2 separate regions of the Homo sapiens genome follow, and region 2 is linked to region 1. A link is a loop called in an ENCODE intact Hi-C map of the cell type or tissue named here. Cell type or tissue: spleen. All regions are shown on one strand.

Region 1 (5,000 bases):
TTGTCAAAAGTGTATTCTACTGATGTAAGATGGTAACAATAGGGGAAATTGAGTGCAGGATATTTGAGAACTCTGTACCATATTTAACTTTTTCTGTAAATGTAAAACAACTGAAAATAAGGTTACTTTAAAAGAAAAGCATGGTTAATAATGCAAAGGAAAATGGAAGCTTAATCAAGATGTGAATGTTGAATTTAGTAAAAAGTAGAGCACTAGAAACATCATAAACTGCAAATCAGTGGAATCATGAAGATGAAAATCAGACCACAGCAGATTCAGGTTTGAGAGGGAGGTGATGAAGTTGAACTAAAGAGTATATACAATTCTTTGAGGATACTTTCTTGTGCTATATAAATTAAAAACGGATATTTCAGCTGATCATTTTAATTGAAAACAAAGCCTTCTTAGCATAACATCTCAGAATTTTCTAGTAATTAAAATCTGTATCTATATGAATCTTATAATTAAAGATGAAGACTATAATCTCTAAAAAACATGTTAAGCATTTCAGTGCAGAATGCCATTGGGAACACAGAAAAGGATGATCAGGACAGTGTGTGTACAGGAACATGGGAAATAAACTGTATTCCTTCTTGCTCAGCTTATAAGGAACACATTTTAAGGTGTAGAATGACTTGAGACTGTCATAAATAATTGAGAAATGTACTGAAAACCCAGGTAGAAAAAATAGACAGCAGTCTAGATCTCATAGGTTCTCTACTCCTCATAGAAAGCCCTCTGTAGATTCCTACATACAAAATCATCACTGTTTCTGCTTTATTCCAATCGGTCCAATTAATTTGGTCCAACGTTTCTTTATTCTACACTTCTAAAAGTCTGCTAAGTTTTATTCGTTCATCATCTCTTTTTGGTATGAGGTTCTCCTGCTGGAAATATTTTTTTTCCCTGAACAGAGGATCACAACTTGCATTTAAATTTTTTTATATTAGGTTAAAAGGCATAGGAAAACTTTTGAAATCTAAATCTTTCTCAGATATATTGAGGACCTTCACAGTGTACAATGAATAACTTCACCGTAAAATAGAACCACACTTTTATTCTCTATATTGGAAAATATACAGATTTATAATTATTTAGGTTTAGGTCTAGTATCTTAAAGTCAAAATATCATTGGTAACATGTGAATTTAAAATTCAACATTATATGAAATCTTCTCACAAATATATGGGGAATGGAGGGAAAGTTATGTTTCAGAATCTCTGTCATCTACACTTCATGTTTCTTGAATTTATTGAAGATTCTGTCACGAATCTGCTTGGTCTTAACACTGTAGACAACGGGGTTCATGAGAGGTGGAACCAGCAAGTAGACATTGGCCATCAGCACATGGACAATTGAGGAAGCATTCTGTCCATAGCGATGGATCATAGATAGCCCAATCATTGGTGTATAGAAGGTGAGTACAGCACAGATGTGGGAGATGCAAGTATTGAGGGCTCTCACTCTCTCTGCCTTGGAGGCTATACTCAACACTGTGCCCAGGATGAGGACATAGGAGAGGAGGAGAAGCACTGAATCAAGTCCCATGGAACAGATGACCACCATGAGGCCATAGATGCTGCTGACTCGACAGTTGGATACAGTCGTCTTTATGAGGTCCTGGTGCAGGCAGAAGGGGTAGGACAGAATATTGACATCATGATATTGAAGCCTCTTCAAGAGGAAAGAAGCTGGAAAGACCAGAGCCAAGGCCCTTCCAGCAATTGCCAACCCAATCCCAATGATTACATCATTGGTTAGGATGGCTGCATAGCGCAAGGGTTCTCAGATTGCTATAAAGCAGTCAAAGGCCATAGCCAGGAGTACAGCTGACTCAATAATCGAGAAAACATGAATGAAGTACATTTGGACCAGACAAGCATTGAAGGAGATCTCCCGGGCATGGAACCAGAAGACACTGAACATGGTAGGTAAGGTAGTGTTAGATAGGCCCAGGTCAGTGAATGCCAGCATTGACAGAAAGTAATACATCGGTTGGTGGAGGGAAGACTCAGTTCTGATAATGAAGAGGATGCTAATGTTCCCGGCAATTGAGGTGGCATAAACCAAGAAGATGGGCAGGGAAATCAAGTCATATCTGCTTTCAAGGCCTGAGAGGCCCGTTAGGAGGAAGCGAGGGTATAAGGCAGAAGTATTGAAGACAGACATTGTGCTAATGGATGAACCTAGAGTCTAGGTGAGGAAACAAGAATATGGAAAATTAGGGTAAAAGTCAAAATTGTAGCAAGAAACAATACTTTAACTTATGCTGCTCTGTGTTTAATGATTTTGATCGTGTCTGTGCTCATTATATTTAATTACCCCACCGGTTATTTATTATTTTACCGATTAATTTAGTTTTCTTCACTGCATTTATTGAGTTTTTTGTTTGTTTGTTTGTTTGTTTTTTTAGATGGAGTCTCGTTCTGTCACCAGGCTAGAGCGCAGTGATGTGATCTCGGCTCACTGTCACCTCCACCTCTGGGGTTCAAGTGATTCTCCTGCCTTAGCCTCCTGACTAGCTGGGACTATAGACGTGCGCCACCATGCCTAGCTAATTTTTATATTTTTAGTAGAGACAATGTTTCACCATGTTGGCCAGGATGGTCTCAATCCCTTGGCTTCGTGATCCCCCCACCTCAGCCTTCCAAAGTGCTTGGATTACAAGATTATTTTTTTAGAGATGAGATCTTGCTATGTTGCCCAGGCTAGCATCGAACTCCTGTTCTCAAGCAATCCTCCCAACTCAGCCTTCTGAGTAGCTAGAACTACAGGTGCACGCCACTGAATATGAAAACATATTTTATTAAAGGAAATCTGGTAGTGTTAAAAAATAGAGAAATATATAAGAAATGCCATCAAATATGTACAAACTAGTGGACAGACAGCTAAAGTTAAAATTAAAAGTTAAACATTTTGAAGTTGATATTTAAAAAAAAACATGATTTAAAACACAGAAGAGACAACTAACCCCATCCAGGCAGGTCAGGGAAGATTTACTGAAGGAGATTCTTAAATTAGGTCTCAAATGACAAATACTAGGGGGATGGTATAAAAGGGCTGTGATGTACATCCTGTACTGATTAAAATCCATGTAAATACAGTAAGGCATTGGAGAGTATTACAAATGTAAGTAGCTACAATTGAGTAAAGCTATAGGATAGATGGCTCTTCATATGGTTCTTGAAGCTAAGGTTAAAAAGAAATGAACCCGAATTTCTGAAGGAACTTGTGTGTAAATATGAGAAGCACGGATATAATCTTAGAGGACACAAGGCCCTAATTGTAACAATAAACAACTTGACCAGATTTATAATATATGTATGTCAACATACAATCAATGTTAACAGTGGTCTAAAGGCTGACAAGAGAGAAGGTAGGTAAACCTGTTAGGAGACTATTGTAGTCATTAAAAGAAGTGGATGAAAGTGAAATCTAACAGTGGGTATTATGAGGAATGAATAGGTATGAAATTTACATGGGAAGAAAAAATAACATCCGTAATGTGGATCATCATATGGTAAGAGTGAGAAAAAGAAAGAAATCCAGAATAGGTTTATTTATTTGATAATCTTTTTCCTGTCATTTATTAAAACAAACAAAGACCTGCCTAGAAATTTGGTGAAGCCAGTGGGCCAGATAATTCCTGTTTGGTTATGATAAATTTGAGGTGTGTGGAAGAGATAGTGATAAGTTTTTCTATAAAAACAAAGAAAGAACACAATGCCAAGTTATAGAAAGAGAATAAAAGATTTATGTGCTCAGGGCTCAGTTACCACAATACATCAGATGAGCTGTAGGAAATAGGCAGATATCACCATGAACTGGAGAAGATAGGCATTACAGCCAAAGCCCTAGAGACCTGCTACTTAGCTTCATAATGGCCACCCCATTCCAGTTACTCTGGGCACAAAACATCAAGAAAATGTTTATCTAGCGTATTTGATTTCAAAGTTTTTCCAAAATTTACATGATCCATTTTCCAAACTACCCTTCTCCACAAATACAATCACACTTCATTGTTTCCCCTAATAGACATAATTAATTATAAAATAACTAATTCTGTATCATTCTACAGAGATGACAAGTATTGTGCAATCTGGTATACTTTTGATGAGCAGATACAAAATGAAGAACAGAGGAGAGTTATTTTACATATTCTCATCCTACATTTAGTGATTTATATACTATACTAGTTATAGAAAATAACAGTCTTTATACACCTCCTTCACTTTCCCAGATTTATATGTTATAAACTTCTGGTCTGCTTCATCATTGAATGCTAACTATGTCATCACTTTGGCACTCTCACGTAATTATTTTTTCTTTCTTGATACCCACCATCAAATCTTTCAGTGGTCTTCAGCGTCTCTATCTTGCCTAGGCATGCCAGGTCTTCCCTCTTAAATAACTCTTCCCCATTTATTTTTATGAAAGTGCCTGGCTTAGGGTAGTCATAATCTGACTTCTCTGTGTAGACACAGGCACTCAACTCTCAGTAGCTACATCTCTAGATTCAGAGAAAGTCAGATGACAACTGTTATTTACTACCTATTTGGACAGGTTACTAAACCCCTTTGAGTATAAACAAACTGGCAATTGTATTACTTTATATAATACTTAAGAGATTCTAGCAAACGTATGTAAAGCGCCTGGAACAATATCTAAGATTTAGGAGATACTTTGGACTTAATGGAAGCAAATTGTTAATTAAGATGCTGAAGTAGCCATGCTCTTAGGCATATCAGCCAAACACAGCAGTGATGCAAAAGCAGGGGCTGTCTGGAGTGCCCAAGTTATCACATGTGAAGATATTACCTCTCATGGCTTCTCTTAAGAATTATCTTATACAAACTAGTGGACAGAGGGCTAAAATTAAGATTCCTTTTTTCCCTCTTAATATTGTTAAGTGTGTATGCTATATGTAACAGCAAGATACAGGAGGCACTCAAATCATCATCAACTTTATGATCATCAACTTCATCAGTTTTAACATTACA
Region 2 (5,000 bases), 370 kb after region 1:
TGGTACTCCAAAGGTGTACCATTAGCCTATTAGCCCTATCTCTTCTGACCCAAGAGAACAATGAGGTCACCTTTAACCCTGATTTTGTTGTTTTTATAATATGAACATAGATTATTGAGCACCTACAAAATGACAGAAACTATACAGTGCCATCTGTATAAATATTATCTCTAATCTGGGAACAGCTCTGCAGAAGGTGAGGGTGTTTAATTCAATCTGCTGGGAGGGAAAGTTTAAGGCAGAGAAACCGATTTAACCTAGAACTTCAGGCAAAGGGGCCAAAGTCATCAACATCCCTTCTTGCTGCACCATGGATCCTCTCTATATTATGGGTGAATACTATGGATCCTTTCTATATTATGGGTGAGAAAACTGAGGCTCCAAGACATTAAATAACATAACCAAAGTTTAACAGGTGACTGGTAATGCAGAAACTTAACCTAGATAGTCTCATACCAAGGCCTATACACTTTCCCTCATTCTAGGCTGCCTTTAATTTTGCTGCACCTTCTGAAAGCTAATAAAATCCACCCAAAAGGCAAGGTATAAGAAGGGCTTGGTAAGTAGCACAGCTGCCCTGGGTATACTCTTAGAAGGGAAACCAAGAGGGCTGCAAAGAAGACTCTTCTGCACTGGAACTTGGGACACTCACCTCCTCTTTCAGCCCTAACTCCAAAGGCTGTGAGGTGGGTAGGCCCCACAATGGAGATTAAAAGGCTTGTCCTCTACCACGTATTTCCTTATTATCTAATTAGAGCCTCTCATCCACCTGTCAAGCAGATATCATTAATCCCATTTGACAGATAAGGATGTTGAGGGTTAGTTAGAGCCCTTAGTGCTAAATCCATTGCTTTACAGTAGGCCAAGCTACTGCCCTACCCCTCCCCATGTCTCCTTAAGAAGGGACTTCGCTTTGTAAGCACTATTTCAATATTAATCTCTCAGGAATCCAACACTGATGACCCATGAGTCCAGGGGCCCCTCTCGGACTCAGGACACATGACCAGCTCTCCCCACTTAGGTTCAGTGTGGAAGGAGAACCAGGAGGAGATTCATTGTCAGTGTCACTATCTGGGCTAAACACACAGAATGTTTCATGCCCAGAGCAATGGAGTGAGGGCCTCTGGCGCTGCTGTCAGCCTCTGGGAATATTTAGAAAAGAATGTCCCTGGAGAGAAGCCCAGACATACCTGGGAGCCTCTGGCTCCTCATCCCAGGCACAGAGAGGGAAGGCAGACCTCAGGGGCAATGCTGTGGCTGGCAAGGACTGGAGGAGCTTGTCACTTGATTCTTAAATAGAGTCCCTTCCCTAACACTTAGTGAGGGTAGTAGCCCCAGCATGACTTCCACTCAAATTATCTGCATCCACTGTGCCCCACACCTTGCTTGTATTTAATAAAGCAGATGAACCCTTGCAAGGTGTTGGTCACTCTTCTTAAAATGGCCAAGATGAAAATGGAAAGATGAGAGAGAGCAACTTCTAACTCCCAAAAAGCCAAGTGAGCCCTCACCCCACCCTGGTCACTCAAGTCAGCCTGACCACCTAAAATCACCCCTAGGCAGAGTTCCTAGGTTTCAGGTCTCTGCTCCTCCACTTCCTGAGTAGGACCAGATAAGTGTTCTAAAGATCTGCAAAGCTGCACCTAGTTACCAGTTCCCTGTAGAGCTATTCTGGCTGCAAGCAAATGTAAGGCAAGGGAAATGCCCAAAGTGGGATTTTGATCAGTGTACTCATTTTTTCAATAATCATTGACGGACTTCTGTGCCAGACTCCACTGAGTACCAGAGATATCGTTCCAGCCTTCCAAGGATGGGGAGAAATTGAGACAAATATGCAGCCATCACAGCACATTATGATAAATTCTGGGACAAGGGGAAGCAAAAGGGCCTCAGAAGCAAAGACAACAATAGCTCAGCAAGCTTTTTAGGTTCCAAGGGCTTCCCTGAGGAGGTGACATTTAAGCCATGGCAGTGGCGGGACCTGCTGCAGGCAGGTAATGGGGCAGTGACACAGGCAGTTAATGGGGTGGGGCACAGCAGCATTCGGTTAGACAACAAAAACATATTGAGTGTCAAAAACTGGAGATGAAACAGTAGATAAATCAGACAAGATGATGGCTTTTATGGAGCTCATATAACACGAGGCCAATAATGAGAAGTAAACAAATAAAATTTCAGTTGAAGATAAGGGCACGAAAGAAAGAGTGATAGGACAGAGGAAGATGGGTGCAGGACACTCATACTGGAGACAGGGGTCAGAAAAAGCCTCTCTTAAGGATGTGACATGTGATGAGAAAACACCAGCCATTCTAAGATCCAGGGAAAGTGCATTCCAACTGTGGGAGACAGCAAGAGAAAAGCGTCCCCCAGCAAGAATGATATTGGGGGATTCATGGAACAAAAGGAAGGTCAAGGTGGCCAGAGCATCAAGAGCACAACAGAGTTTGAGAAGATGAGGCGGGAGGAAGGCAAGGACCTCATCAGGTAACAGGGTCTTGCAGGGTATGGCAAGGAGCTTTGGTTTAATTCTGAGTGACTTGGGGGAATTTCAGCAACAGAACTTATCTAGTTTGTTTTTAAAAATACATCCTGGCTAATACAAAGAGCCAGAGAGAAAGAGAACAGACCTTGTTTGGAAAGCTGAAAGTGACTTAGTGTAGCTAGGGTAAAGAGTACAAGGCAAGGGGTGTTGCCGTGTGGACACTAATCTACTTTTTAAATGGGCTGAAGACTGAATCCTGATCCTAGACACAGACCAAGCTGAGATCGGAGCCCCAGGAAGATTACTAAGTCCCAGTCTCAGCCACAGCCTGACTCCTGATGTACAGCATACAGTGAAACCAACCTCACTCAGAGCCCCACTTCCACCCCAGCTGCAGCCTCATCCCCAGTCATAGACTGAGCTTCAACCACGTTCACCCTGTTCACACACCAAACCCCGACCCAACCCCAATGCAGCCCCAGTCTAACCCCAGCCCAGCCTGTCCTCTGTCCTCTGTCCTCATTCACATCAGCCCCTGCCAGCCTCCAGATGGGCATACTAGTAAACTAATCACTGAAAAACTGCTTGAAAACTACCCTTAGGCTACCTCCAGCACCCACATGCTTTCTGTTCAGCACACAAACCTAGAGATCACTAAGGCTGCCTGTCCTTTGAGTCAGGGGCTTCCTACACATCTCCCACTTCTGGTTCTTCACAGCCTGGCTTCTCATGCACTCAGCAAGTCTAACAGGAGACCCCTAGCTGCAAGTAACCCATGCACCTGGACATGCCCCTGGCCTCCTGCACTCACCTCAACCGTATGGAAGGAATGTGTGACCCCCTTTGTCCAGTCTTCCTCCAGAAGAGGTCTGGCAGGCTGCACTGAAATACAGCCTCTCTGTCTCCGCCTACTCCCTTGGACCTCCCTGGTCAGGGTTATTTATTCTCTGCCTCACCCTCTCCCTCCTTCTGCTTCTTCCTGCAGGGTGGGGCAGAATGCTGTCCAAAGGGTACATCAGCAGGTACCCCTCACTAGCCCACTGTGGTTCTGGACTGCTTCTCAGCTTCCGTGCCCTGGGAGGATATGCCTGGGGGTATGGGGAGGAGAGGCAATGGGGAAAGGGATCTCTAGAGTCCTCCCCTGATGGGCTGCTGGGATCCTCATGCCAACTCCCAATGTGAAGGATAGATAGGGAAAGTGAGTAGAAAAAAGCTAGAAGAAACTCATTAGTGTAGTCTTCGTGACGGTCTTTATCCAAGTCTCTTCTCAGGTTTATCAAACTCAAACAGGAGAATGGCAAAGGAAGTTTGCAGAGACACTCCACGGTTAAGTGTCAGCCCATTTCCATCCTGAAGTGTTCTTTCTGTCCTCCCTTCTCTCATTTGGGGGACACTGTTTAGGTCCTTGCTAAGCGTGGAATTCACTGGGTCCATCCTCCTTTTCCCAAAGCCCTAGGGCTACATCTTTTTTTGTCTCCCAGGCTCTGGTCCCTGTGTCTGGATAACTTATAACCAAGGTCCCCAGGGACAGTGCCTCTGCCGTCCACTCTCTGGCCTTGGATTACTGAACTTCTGGCTGAGGACAGAGAACGTGGTTTCTTTAACCCTCCCCACCCCCAACACCAGCCACGTAAGACCAATGACATCTGGTTTCTCCCTTAAGGGCAAAAATAGTCAGAGAACATTTTAGAGAGTTAGAGAACAATTTGAATGTAAAACTAAATACCTCGTATTTTGAAATAAGTAAAAACTACATCTATAAATAGAACAACATGGTTTTTAGTTGGTCTCCCCTTATTTTTTACTGATCAGTTTCACAACTGTGAGTTTTAAATTCAGAACACAGGACACGCTAAATCAAGCTATGTTAAATAGATCATGGCAAATCAGACCATTCTAACTCAGACCACATCAAAATTACTGGTGACAACAGTTTCTGGTGCCTACAGAGCACGCAGCCTGACACTTGCTATCAGAACCCTGGAGCCATCTCTGCTGCCTCCATTAACCTCATTAACTTAGACATGGCAAAGACTTTAAAAAATACCAAAGGGACTTCTACTTCCATCCAATATGGAGTAACAATGAGACATGTGGAAGGACAGTGAGACATGAGACAAGGTGAATAATGAGGTGAATGCTACAGTTTTTTCAGCTTCCTGCCTTAAGGGAGTTTCCATGCGGCAACAGAAGGGAGATTGACTGGCTTCCCCTCCACCCTTGCTTTCCCAGAGGGATTAGGAGAAACTCCCTACAACCAAGGCTTTTTTTTTTTTTTTTTTTTTGACACAGAGTCTTGCTCTGTCACCAGGCTGGAGTGCAGTGGCATGATCTCGGCTCACTGCAACCTCCACCTTGCGGGCTCAAGCGTTTCTCCTGCCTCAGCCTCCCAACTAGCTGGGACTACAGGCACGCGCCATCACACCCGGCTAATTGTTGTATTTTTAGTAGAGATGGGGAACCAAGGACTTTTATACATGTTTGGCAGATAAGCCAAAAAGGGAAGGGAGAGGTGAGG

The links. A loop is a pair of places that touch in the nucleus more often than their neighbours do. Peaks named below come from ENCODE experiments on the same cell type or tissue, not always from the same donor. Only the 100,000 strongest peaks of a DNase experiment are listed, where the experiment ranks them.
Region 2: it touches region 1 in a loop (4-fold over the local background); 66 of 110 quality-filtered maps call a loop at or near these places.

Annotation. Positions count from the first base shown.
Region 1 is chr11:5,012,307-5,017,306 of GRCh38, reverse strand. It overlaps the pseudogene OR51P1P. Among named protein-coding and RNA genes, the nearest start is that of OR51L1, 20 kb to the right of the region's middle. In spleen, no CTCF peak of the experiment used is centred here; no DNase peak of the experiment used is centred here.
Region 2 is chr11:4,642,324-4,647,323 of GRCh38, reverse strand. OR51D1 (olfactory receptor family 51 subfamily D member 1) reads right to left here. Exons shown (of 2, transcript NM_001004751.3): 2 at 4,264-5,000. It overlaps OR51E1 (olfactory receptor family 51 subfamily E member 1), which reads right to left and starts at 3,342. Exons shown (of 2, transcript NM_152430.4): 1 at 3,294-3,342. In spleen, no CTCF peak of the experiment used is centred here; no DNase peak of the experiment used is centred here; H3K27me3 peaks cover 1,661 bases.